Regions from separate parts of the Homo sapiens genome. Here all the other regions are linked to region 1. A link is an interaction called in ENCODE POLR2A ChIA-PET data of the cell type or tissue named here. Cell type or tissue: MCF 10A. All regions are shown on one strand. Region 1 has its middle 4.4 kb from the start of SERPINB5. Region 2 overlaps KDSR (3-ketodihydrosphingosine reductase). Region 3 overlaps PHLPP1 (PH domain and leucine rich repeat protein phosphatase 1).

Evidence for each region. ChIA-PET counts read pairs that join two places held together with the same protein. Peaks named below come from ENCODE experiments on the same cell type or tissue, not always from the same donor. Only the 100,000 strongest peaks of a DNase experiment are listed, where the experiment ranks them.
Region 2: POLR2A ChIA-PET joins it to region 1 with 7 read pairs; 3 of 35 experiments call an interaction of 5 or more read pairs at or near these places.
Region 3: POLR2A ChIA-PET joins it to region 1 with 5 read pairs; 1 of 35 experiments calls an interaction of 5 or more read pairs at or near these places.

What each region holds. Positions count from the first base shown.
Region 1 is chr18:63,470,540-63,474,539 of GRCh38, reverse strand. No RefSeq gene overlaps it. Among named protein-coding and RNA genes, the nearest start is that of SERPINB5, 4.4 kb to the left of the region's middle. In MCF 10A, no CTCF peak of the experiment used is centred here; DNase peaks (open chromatin) are centred at 1,939 and 3,659.
Region 2 is chr18:63,334,780-63,338,779 of GRCh38, reverse strand. It overlaps KDSR (3-ketodihydrosphingosine reductase), which reads left to right. Exons shown (of 10, transcript NM_002035.4): 9 at 3,422-3,523. Among named protein-coding and RNA genes, the nearest start is that of BCL2, 17 kb to the right of the region's middle. In MCF 10A, no CTCF peak of the experiment used is centred here; a DNase peak (open chromatin) is centred at 2,149.
Region 3 is chr18:62,779,742-62,783,741 of GRCh38, reverse strand. All of the region lies in intron 1 of PHLPP1 (PH domain and leucine rich repeat protein phosphatase 1), which reads right to left. Among named protein-coding and RNA genes, the nearest start is that of PHLPP1, 66 kb to the right of the region's middle. In MCF 10A, no CTCF peak of the experiment used is centred here; a DNase peak (open chromatin) is centred at 1,541.

The sequences.
Region 1 (4,000 bases):
AGTCTCAGGTGTAACATCATTGACAAAACACACTGTTGATTTAGGCAAAATTGCAGGAAAAAAAAAAGTGGTTCCCATTCAGTGGAAAGAGTATTAAAACTGTGATTCTATTTGACTGAGAAGACCCATTTCCCAGTAATATTCTTTTCCACGGCAGCCAAAATTTTAAGTTCTTTAGAATTCTACCTAAAAAGACACTAGAAAACAGAAAAGTGGGAGAGGATGGAGTTATACAAGCAGTTCACATTTTTTAAATTACAGAATTTCAAACTAGTTTCTGGAGAACATGCCTGCTGATTAATTTTAGGAAAGAGTGGCCTCAATAAAGTCTTCTGCATTCAATAGGTTTCTACTCTGCTTCCCTGTTTTAACTGGACATTTTGATTGGAGTCTGTGATTGACTGAATAAGCATTTTTTGAGTGTGTCAGACCCTGGGCAAGACCCAGAATAAGACCTAACTATGGATCTCAAGCCGACTACAGTTTAGCTTTGCATTTCTATAAGTCAGATACCTACACTAATTGTTATACTGTAAAAAAAAAAAAAAAAAAAAAAAAAAAACATACATCCTGAAGGAAATGCCTGGAAAGAACAAAGTTGTCATGTCAATTATGTTAACAAGTGGACTTAGAAGCATCAGACTTATAAGAAAAAAGGTTCTACTCATACTAATAACTCAGAGAGCAACAACATAAAAATAACAATATGGTGTTATTATCCTGTTATAATCTTCAGTCTCTTGCCTCATGAAAAGCTTTTTATGTGGGCCCATGAATAGTCAACTCCAGAGTATTTTTGATCTCCCTTCTTCTTGATGAACTTTGAACCTATAAGAAGCAGATATAAGGCCAGATTTTATAGTTTTCTATATGATATACTATACAATTCACTTATTATGTTTACTGTTGATGGCCTCCTTCAGCTGAAATCTAAGCAGATTTTTTTGGTCTGTTTTTTTCACTGATGTAGTCCAAGAACTTAGAATAGTATCTGGCACATAGTGGGTACTTAGCACATAGTGGGTAGAGAATGAATGAGTGGGAAATAACCCTACCCGACAGGAATTCAACTAAGGATGAATTCAACCCAAAATTTGAAGTCAGTTTGACATTTCCTTAAATACCAGCTACCTTTCCTCCAGTTCTCTTTGTATATGAAGACCAGTACATCTGATTCATCCCAAACACTTTACATTTGTAAAATAAATGATTCTTTTTTTTTTTTTTTTTTTTTTTTTTTTTTTTTTTTTTTTGAGACGGAGTCTCGCTCTGTCGCCCAGGCTGGAGTGCAGTGGCACGATCTCGGCTCACTGCAAGCTCCACCTCCTGGGTTCATGCCATTCTCCTGCCTCAGCCTCCCAAGTAGCTGGGACTACAGGCGCCCGCCACCATGCCCAGCTAATTTTTTTTTTATTTTATTTTTTAGTAGAGACGGGGTTTCACCTTGTTAGCCAGGATGATCTTGATCTCCTGACCTTGTGACCCACCTGCCTCAGACTCCCAAAGTGCTGGGATTACAGGCGTAAGCCACCGCACCCAACCAAATAAATGATTTATTTAAAAAAATTTAGTGACAAAGAATACACCTGTTTGTAGGAAAAAGCATTTGCTCTATAATTTCAAAAATAATCCATAATGTTTTCCCCTCTCTTTATTTGCCACAAAAACCATTTTATTGACTATATATTTAAAAGAGTAGATTTTTTGGAGGGGAGATACATAGCTCAAAGAATGAATTATTCATTCATTCATTATACAATTGTATGAAGCAATAACTTCCTCTAGTTCAACACAAGTAATCATTGGACTAAATATTTAATAACCTAGGAGACTGTTTTGTTGGTGCTTTTTCTTACCTATAGGTTGAAGCTTTGCAAATATTATACTTGATTACTCAGCATCGAGGCTGAGGGATGATTTGACACACCCAGCCACTCCCAGGAACAAATGAAAGGAGCTTTGTTCTAGCATGTGCCTCTCGCTTTCTCTCTCTCTCTCTCTCTCTGTCTCGCTCTCGCTCTCACTCAATCTCTCTCTTTTCCTAAGAGAAGTTTCAGCCACAAATTCTCAGCATTCTCCCCGGATTCCTACAAATCATCAAGTGATTTTTTTCTTCACTAATAAAGGTGATTCCCACTAATTCACATGATGCCTCTCCCATACAATAGTGGAATCATATTAGCTGTCCACGTTTCCAGCCATTCACAGTTGACTATAAAGGATCCTAACTAGTCACTGTGGACTATTATGTCTTTTCACTTGTGGAGAAACTGAGTCAGGGAAGATAAAGTGACTGCTTTAAAGTTTCTGACTGAGATGGAAAAAAAACTATTTTAAAAGCCCCAGATTTATAATTCTTTTTCCTAACTACTCTATTTTGAGGATTTATTTCATACTTTTTGTCTTTTCAACTTCTGGTGTTTGTCTAGAAGAAATTTTATATTAAATGATAAACTGTACTATATTACAGAAAACAGGCTGTGTGAAATTTTCTAAGAAGCAAACTTAAGAGAAAAAAAAAAAGACCACAGTGAAAAAAAATAGAGTTAAACAGGACCCCAGAGTTAAACCAAAACCAGATAGTAGAAGTGGCACAATTTGCCTCTAAAATGCTTCGTTAACCAGGCGCGGTGGCTCACACCTGTAATTCTAACACTTTGGAAGGCCAACACAGGAGGATCACTTGTGTTCAGAGTCTGAGACCAGCCTGGGCAACACAGCAACACACAGTCTCTATTAAAAATATATATGAATAAATAAAATGCTTAATACTATGCGTAAAGGCATATCTGAGCAAAAAATTGAGTGACAAATCCCTTAGGCCACTGCACTCCAACGTAGGTGACAAGAGCGAAATTCCGTCTCAAAAAAAAATTATTTTATATATTTTCTTCAAGTCCTCTAAATATCTAATTTGCTAATACAAAATTAAGCAACCCTTAAGTGCTTTATAACAAGAAGCAGAAGCTCCTAATTTCTACTGGCTTATTGCAACCTCTGCCTTCCGGGTTCAAGGGATTCTCCTGCCTCAGTCTCCCAAGTAGCTGGGACTACAGGCATGTGCCACCATGCCCAGCTAATTTTTGTATTTTTAGTAGAGACGGGGTTTTGCCATGTTAGCCAGGCTGGTCTCAAACTCCTGACCTCAGGTGATCCGCCCGGCTGGGGCTCCCAAAGTGCTGGGATTGCAGGTGTGAGCCATCGCGCCTGGCCTAAACAATTTTAATAATAGTTATTTCTGGCTGGCAAAATTAAAGATTATTTTTCCATATCCTTGGCATATCTTGCAAATTTTCAACAATCACCATATATCATTTCTTATGATTAAAAAGTTGCATTTCTTAAGCAGTGGAAATTCCAGAGCATCTTTGTGAGGCATAAGACCTCTCAGCTGCACAACAGAAGCTGACGTCGTCCTGAGATGAGCACGTCATCTTGGCACACCACCCCTACCGCCACCCACACCCCAGGTGAGCCGGGTTGAGGAGAGCCCAAGCCCGGGGCTCTGGGGTGCTCAGGAGCACCTCCGAGAGTGTCAGCCCCCGCAGGGGAGAGCTGCTCAAATGGGAACACGCCTGACTTCTTTCTCCCTCCTCCTCCCTTCTCCTCCTCTGTACCATCAGCCAGTGTGCTGACTCAGTTGCAGGCCATGATCTCTGCCTTGATAGGTGATGCAACTGAAATGTGCCAAGGAGAAGCGCAGCTCTTCGCTAAAGCAAGCTTGCTTCCACTAAGTCCAAACCTTGTTTCCAAATGGTGAAGAACATACACCCACAGCGCCTTGTGTGAGCATTTTTTAAAGTCATACGAGGAAGACCTTTTATACATGCTTTGCAGTAACACTTTATGTAAGGTCTATTTTCATCCCAGTTTATAAATGAAAAGGAAAAACATGCAGATGCCTAGGGCTATTGAGTAACTTCCCCCAGGTCACAACGTTAGTGAATGGTAGAACCCGATTTAAATCCAGGTAGCATTCTTAACAAACATACTATATCCA
Region 2 (4,000 bases), 140 kb after region 1:
CTGTACTATTTGTGTTTGTAGTACTATATTTCTGAAAAGATATTTGTCCAAGGACTTACTTCAAAACATCAATTATTAGAATTTTTTAGTCTGTCAGATTTGTCATATCTAATATTGGACTCAACTTTTCTTCTTTTAGACGCTTTATTGACTCCATATTAGTGAGTAGCCTCCTGAAAACTGATTGTATACCTTAATCTGAGGAACAGGTTTACTAGAAGGATGTCTGGAAACACCGGTTCTTTAAAAAGAAAATGAGACTTTCCTATGAGTGTAAACGATATATACTATGTCCCATATACACCTGGCTGCTTTCTCTCCCATTCCTGCTTCCCAGTATCATTTTCCCAAAAGTTAGCTAACGAGAAAGTGCCACCAGCCCCGTGGGCCTGTCCTCCTGTCTTCCCTGTTGATATGTTTTTTAATTCAGAATCAAAAATGGTATTTTAAGAAATGATGTGCTGTTTTGTAGAAGAACAACATATGTGCCTCATGCTTTTTGACAACATTTCTGTTAATGCGGAAAAATGCACATTTATGAGGGATGTCTGTAAACCACAGACCCACACTGAATTTGGAAAATCTATAGGACCATTGGAATGAGAGGTGTCAGCACATGGTGGACAGCCTTGAAGTGGCCTAAATGCTGTCACATTAGACTGAACTGAGCAGAATGAGAATAGTGAATTCTGTTGAAATATATACATGTGTGAAGAACTTTGTCCTGAGTGCATTAAAAGGCTCAGGAAGATGGCACAAGTGAGACTTTATTTTTCCTGCTTATCTCGGGTCAAAGCAAATGCATTTGGTGTTTTTTGTTGTTGTTGTTGTTTTGTTTGTTTGTTTGTTTTGAGACGGAGTTTTGCTCTTGTTGCCCAGGCTGGAGTGCAGTGGCACGATCTTGGCTCACTGCAACCTCTGCCTCCTGGGTTTAAGTGATTCTCCTGCCTCGGCCTTCTGAGTAGCTGGGATTACAGGTGCTCACAACCACACCTGGCTAATTTTTTGTATTTGTAGTAGAAATGGGGCTTCACCATGTTGGCCAGGCTGGTCTCGAACTCCTGATTTCGGGTAATCCGCACGCCTCAGCCTCTTGGCCAAAGTGCTGGGATTACAGGCGTGAGCTCCGTGCCCAGCCCATTCAGTGTTTCTAATGATGCTAAATAGCTCTTAGTATTTTGGCAGTATTCATTTAGTTTAGTGGTTTTCAAACTTTTCTTCTCTTGACCACTTTACATTCTTACAAATTGTCAACAACCCCAGAGAACTTTTGTTTATTTACATGGCTATATTTATTGATATTTGCCATATTTGAAATGGAAGCTGTTTGTAATATTTATTGATTCATTAAAAATAACAAAAATGGCTGGGCACAGTGACTCGTGCCTGTAATCCCAACACTTTGGGAGGCCAAGGCGGGCGGATCACCTGAAGTCAGGAGTTCAATACCAGCCTGACCAATATGATGAAACCCCGTCTCTACTAAAAATACAAAAATTAGTCGGGTGTGGTGACATGCGCCTGTAATCCCAGCTACTTGGGAGGCTGAGACAGGAGAATCGCTTGAACCCAGGAGGTGGAGACTGCAGTGAGCTGAGATTGAGCCATTGTGCTCCAGCCTGGGCAACAAGAGCAAAACTCCATATATATATATATATATATATATTCACATATATATATATATAAAGTCACATATATATATATATAAAGTCACATATATATAAAGTGACTTTTTTTAAACAAAATTTACTACTTTTCAAAACAAAAGTTCAGTGAGGACGGTGGCATTGGTTCACATTTTCACCAGTTGCTTTAAGGTCTGCATTAACAGCTGGATTCAAATAGCTGCTTCTGCATTCCATCTGTTGTAATAATGTTGTTTTGATGGAAGGATATACAGAAAATCTGGCCTGAGACAGATACGGAGTTGGGAAAGGGAAGACTATTTTACTAGGCTTTTCAGATAATTATGGACATTCTTTTTTGATATCAAACCCAAACTCAACAAATGGTAGTTTCTTAAAGGTTAGTTGCAGTATAGAATTGGAAACTACATCAATGAATGTTTTGTTCTCTGTTACATTAAATTCCATTGGTCCGTCTTGTACTTTGAATGGATCTTTTAACCATTCATGATTTCGTAACATTATGCATTAGTCATTTGGAAAATATGGGTTGACTGAGTGATCAGAAAAATCGCTTTCATCAGTATTACTGCTGATCTTATCATAAAAGTATGCAGCTGACAGTCTCGTGATGGTGGATACTAGTTTTTCCAAATCTTAATTTTTTCTTGAAGGCTCAGATTTCACATTGATGACACGTGGCCAGTTGTTTTTCCTGAAGTGACACACTTGCTTGCTTCGCTTTCTGCACATCTGCCACATACCTAAGTCTGAATTACTATAGATTTCCTGTCAATGGTCTTTCATATAAAAATTATGCTCTCCAGCCAGGCACGGTGGCTCATGCCTGTAATCCCAGCACTTTTGGAGGCCGAGGCGGCTGGATTGCTTGAGCTCAGGGGTTTGAGACCAGCCTGGCCAACATGGTGAAACCCCATCTCTACTAAAAATACAAAAATTACCCGGGTGTGGTGGTGCATGCCTGTAATCCCAGCTACTTGGGAGTCTGAGGCAGGAGAATCACTTGAACCTGGGAGGCAGAGGTTGCAGTGAGCAGAGATCACACCACTGCATTCCAGCCTGGGCCACAGAGTGAGATTCTGTCGAAAATAAATAAATAAACAATACAAATGATGCTCCATGAAAGAAGTGGCAGTTTAGCCCTTGACTTCAGGAGCTGCACAAGGACTTTTGTTCCAGGCAGTTGTCCCGCCCTGGAATGCAGTGCTGCGGAAGCGCGTTGGGCGCATTCTCATTTGTCACACAGAGTATTAAGAAGACATGTCCTCGAGGGTTGCCATTGAACAAAATGATGAATTTTCCTGCTTTATCAAGAGGATTTTAAAGCAAAACTGACACTTTGATTTTTAAAAGAATTTTAGAACTTGTATTTTCTTTGTGTATTATTTATTACTGCGAGTGCGTGTGGTAGTAGAGGTGACAATGACTCCTAGTACAGTTTGGCAAGAACCCCGTGGTTCTTGCCCATGTCTCTGCAGTTTTGCAGAGGCAAAACTGTATTTTCCATACAACACACTGTGGAAAAGACAATGAATGTCTTAGTGTTATTAGGACAATCATTTGTCCTTGGGGGCCCGCAGGGGTCCGTGGACTCACTTGTTGAGAACTGCCATCTGCCAAGGCCGTGCGTCCATTTCTGAGTGCTGATCAATGCTTTGTGACCATTTTATCTCACTTAAAGTGAACGAGCACACTCCACTGTTTCTGATGTGTCCGACTGATTTCTGTCCACATTACTAGGATTCCCTCTTTCTCTTCTTTTTCTTCTCTTTTAGCAAGGAAATTTCAACAGTTCCCTTGGCTCAGATGGGTACATGCTCTCGGCCCTGACCTGTGGGATGGCTCCAGTAACTTCTATTACTGAGGGGCTCCAGCAGGTAAGCTCTGCCTAGGCTAGCAATCAGACAGGCCGATGGACAAGAGAAAAACTGCCTTTCATCAAACCTTGATGAGAAGAGGTTAAGGGAAAACTAAGTAACTTTATTTGACAATGTATTTTTATGGAGCTATCAACTTTTCCTCTTCCTCCACCAGGAATGAGTAAATAGGTTAAAGATATAACTTCAGGAATTTAGAATGGCAAGAAGTCTTCAGTGCCGGGCCTTGCAGATAGAGAAATAAAACACCGTATCTGCTGTTGAGGTGTTAACCTGGATTTTCACCTAAGAACCACTGCTCCAATGTGTTTTGAAAATGGAATACTCCTCTAGAGTAAGGGGTAGCCTTGCTTAAAAAGTACTGGGATATTAGACTAGAAAACCTTTTCTAGGTGAATCAGGTCACACACAGCTAAATTTAGTGAGACACGAATCATGGATTAAACAGTTGCTTCGCTTATAGAATGTATTATTTTG
Region 3 (4,000 bases), 690 kb after region 1:
GCTGTATTCCAAACATAAACTGGTAGCTATTCTAAGAGAAAAAAAAAAAATGCATCAAGAAAAAAGGGCAAAAGAAAAGCTTTTCTTCAAGGCTTCAGGTGTCCCCTTAATAGTGCTATTCATGGATCAGAAAAGATACTCATTTCATGAGTGCTGCACAATAGCTTCTTGTTACAATAACCATTACAATATAGCATTTATTGAAAGGCTTGTGGGCTGGGTGTGGTGGCTCACGCCTGTAATCCCAGCACTTTGGGAGGCCAAGGCGGGCAGATCACGAGGTCAGGAGATCGGCACCATCCTGGCTAACATGGTGAAACCCCGTCTCTACTGAAAATACAAAAAAGTTAGCTAGACATGGTGGCGGGCACCTGTAGTCCCAGCTACTCAGGAGGCTGAGGCAGGTGAATGGCGTGAACCCAGGAGGCAGAGCTTGCAGTGAGCCAAGATCACGCCACTGTGCTCCAGCCTGGGCAACAGAACAAGACTCTGTCTCAAAAAAAAAAAAAAAAGAAAAAAAAAAGAAAGGCTTGTGGGGAGCAGAATCAAGACCTAGTAACTATACGTGACTCATCTTTTTTTTTTTTTTTTAAAACTCTGAAAACAAATACTTTTAACTCACTAAGTTTTAGCATGAGTACCATTGATGGGTATCATTTCTATCTTCTGGCAAGAACAGTATTTTATTGGTCCCTAAATTATTTAAAGATTCTCATAAACTCTCATCAAAGTGATTTACTTATGAGAGCTGGAAGCAACCCAAACTATGGCTAAGTGTTTAAAACATTATAAAAGTAAATAAATTAATTTTACTACAGCACAAACAGATGTCAAAAAACAGACCACTGGAAGTCAAAAAACAAATAGCGCTTTGCCCCGAAAACATCTGATCTTAATCTGTCAAAAATTACCACTGCACTGCCTTTTGCTATGCCATCTTTAACACCGCCAAGAGTCACTACCCCTTGTTATTTCTCCTTCCCTCAAATAATTTACAGGTAAGAATTTATAGGATAGGAGATTTATCCCTATCTTACCTAGGGATAGATATTAAAGTCAGTGAATAGGATAAAATCACATATTATTGAAATTATTGCTGTAAATTCCTTCATTTGTGAATTCTGTCACATATATAACACTTATAGTTAATATAAAAGATGGAGTGCATATAGCTGAATTCATGTAAATTAAATTTGTATATAATATGTCTGCACTGTACTAAGATACTTTTAAGCAAGAATATATATGGCAGAGAGAGCCCCATTATTTAGTATTGAATCCTTCACAGTAAGTCACATCTTTTTAGGTGATAATATTGTGTGGCAACCCTGAATTATTCCACCCAATTAAAAAATCCAATTGAGTTAAACTATTACATCTTGCTCCTTACACCTTAGTCTATGTCTGGTGCCTCTGTTCTCTCTCCACAACCCTTACTTGGTTCAGCAGAAGAGGCTTGCCACATGTTCACAAATACAAGCAAAAATCAGGATTAGGAGACACCTGCACAGGCAGACTCATGCCTCTTGGCAGACATCCTCCAGTTGAGCAAGAGGAGCATCAGTAAAGTGAAGAGGAAATAGGCAGCGAAGTGTTTGCGTAAATATGTAACAAAGACAAACCCCTTTGGCATCTGAAAAGCATGAAATCAAAAGTATGGCTGAAAACATATTACAATAGGACTTAGGACAACAGAGAATTCATGACCATAACAAAAAAGAATGTGAAACAATGACAAGTCACTGAACCTCCAACACTGCTACCAAGTGTTATTTGTGATGGAGGCAACTGGCACTTTCTTACAAAACTTTTATTAGTCACTAAAACAGTTTCTTAGGGGAATCTTCATTCCAATCAGCAAGACTCACAGCTAAAAATTTCTCATATGTATTCCAAGCTAATGAAAATCTGGTGAATATAGGCCCTTTTTAAGAAAATACAATAAATCAAAGTTATCTTCATGAGGCTATGTTTCTAATGAACATGCAGCATTAAAACTGGAGCTTAAAATGCAGAAGACAGTTTGACTATAAATTAAAATCACACATATTTAACATAATTAATTTGGTGGAAAAAAAAAATCATCTTATCCCAGGTGGGAGGGTAGAGATATACCTCTAATCACACTGTTTTTCACATGGAGCCAGAAAGAGGAATACAAAACCACTCCAGAACCCAGTGACTCTCACAAGTGAAGGTGAGCGTCAGAGAAACAGGCAGCAACAGGTCACCAGGGCAGGAAAGGCCTGATGTGGAGCCAGGAGCCAAAACTGAGAGCCCAGTGATAGAGCCAGGTTAGACAGGAACAAGACATAGCATTTCCAAACACGTAAGATGAAGCAGACACCTGTCTACTGTCCATGGCGAGGCCCTGGTAGGCAGGTTAGGTGAGCAACCCACATTAAGGCAAGACATGAAATGGAGAGAAAATTTGTCCAAAGCCACATCAAAGTTATAATCATTTAGACTGATGTACAAACTTTTCTAAGACCATCAATTATTGAGTATCTACGGAGCACTTTATATACCTTATCTAATTTACTTAAGCTCTCCCAAAAATCTTATGAGGCAAATATAAAATTTCAACAATTTTTAAATTAAGGAAACTAAGATTTAGAAGAGTTACATAGTTTTCCCAAACTCAAATAGTCAAATAAGTGGTAAAGCTAACCTTTGAGCCAAGGCCTTTTGGATTCCAAAGCCAGTGTTCTCAAGAATAAACCCAAATGTCTAAATGCATGCTTTTCCCATTGAAACACACAACCTGGAAGGTTAAAGTTACTGGCAGCATCCTGTTGTTAAGAGTTCCACTGGCATTGAAAACTGTGTTATGTATCACACTAACCAAGAAGCTGGAGAGGATATGAGGTATCATATAGCATGAGGGAATCCAAGGACCACAAGGTGTATTGTTGAGATGCATCAGTATACAGTAAGGAAGACTCCTTAATCAAAATGCTGCCAGCACATGCAAATAAAGAATTTGACAAACTACAGCAGAGGTTCTCCAAGCATGGTTCTTGGATCAGCAGTGATATAACCTAAGGACTTCTTACAAACCCAAGTTCTCAGGTCCCACTCCAGACCTACTGAATCAGAAACTCAGGGTGGGGAGCAGCAATCCATGTTTTAACAAATCCTAAGGTGATTCTGATGAGCACTGAACTACAGAACACGGAATGGAACATTCAGCATTCTATAAGATTTCTTAAAACTGATGCATATCTAATGTCAATGAAGAATGATATGAACCTTAAGTAAAACTGATGTGCTAAAGTAGGACACATGAGGCCAAGTCAATCATAAAATTCTCAAATGACTTCCAAAGAAGAAAAAGGTTGAGAACCTTCAAACTGTGAGAAGGCCAAATAAGTATCCTTAAGACAAAACTTTATTATCCACTTAAATAATACTGCCAATTTTTAAATCAATATGCCCAATAAATCATGTACAGTATTTCTTATTGCAGCCACTAACAAAAATGAAAACAAACAAAAACTGAAATAAACTAGACCACTTCTGAATCCTTCAGATGTTTTAATGTTCAGTTAAGTAAAACAAACTCGACTATTCCTTCTTGAAAAGCGTAATGGTAACTGGACAACTATCATATATACCACATACGCATACAACCTATAAAAATTCCCACAAGCGCAAAATGACTGGTTCTTGCCCAGAATTACATAATTATACACTGTTAAAAAAAGACTAACATTTGAGACCATTTCATTCAACTCTATTATTTTATAAATTAGGGAACTGAGGGCCAAAATATTCATGTGGACAGTTGGCTACTGGCAGAACTAAAACCAGAGGCTGGGCTTCCTGACCTCCAGCCCAGAGAGCTCTCAATCTACCAGCCTGCCTCAGCCAAGCTTTAACTCAAAAAAAACAGAACACATGGCCTGATGATACTTCAGCAAGTCCCAAAACACCTCTGGAATTAATCGAAACTTAAAACCAAAAGAAGAGTATTATTTAGCTACATTAAAGAATTGAT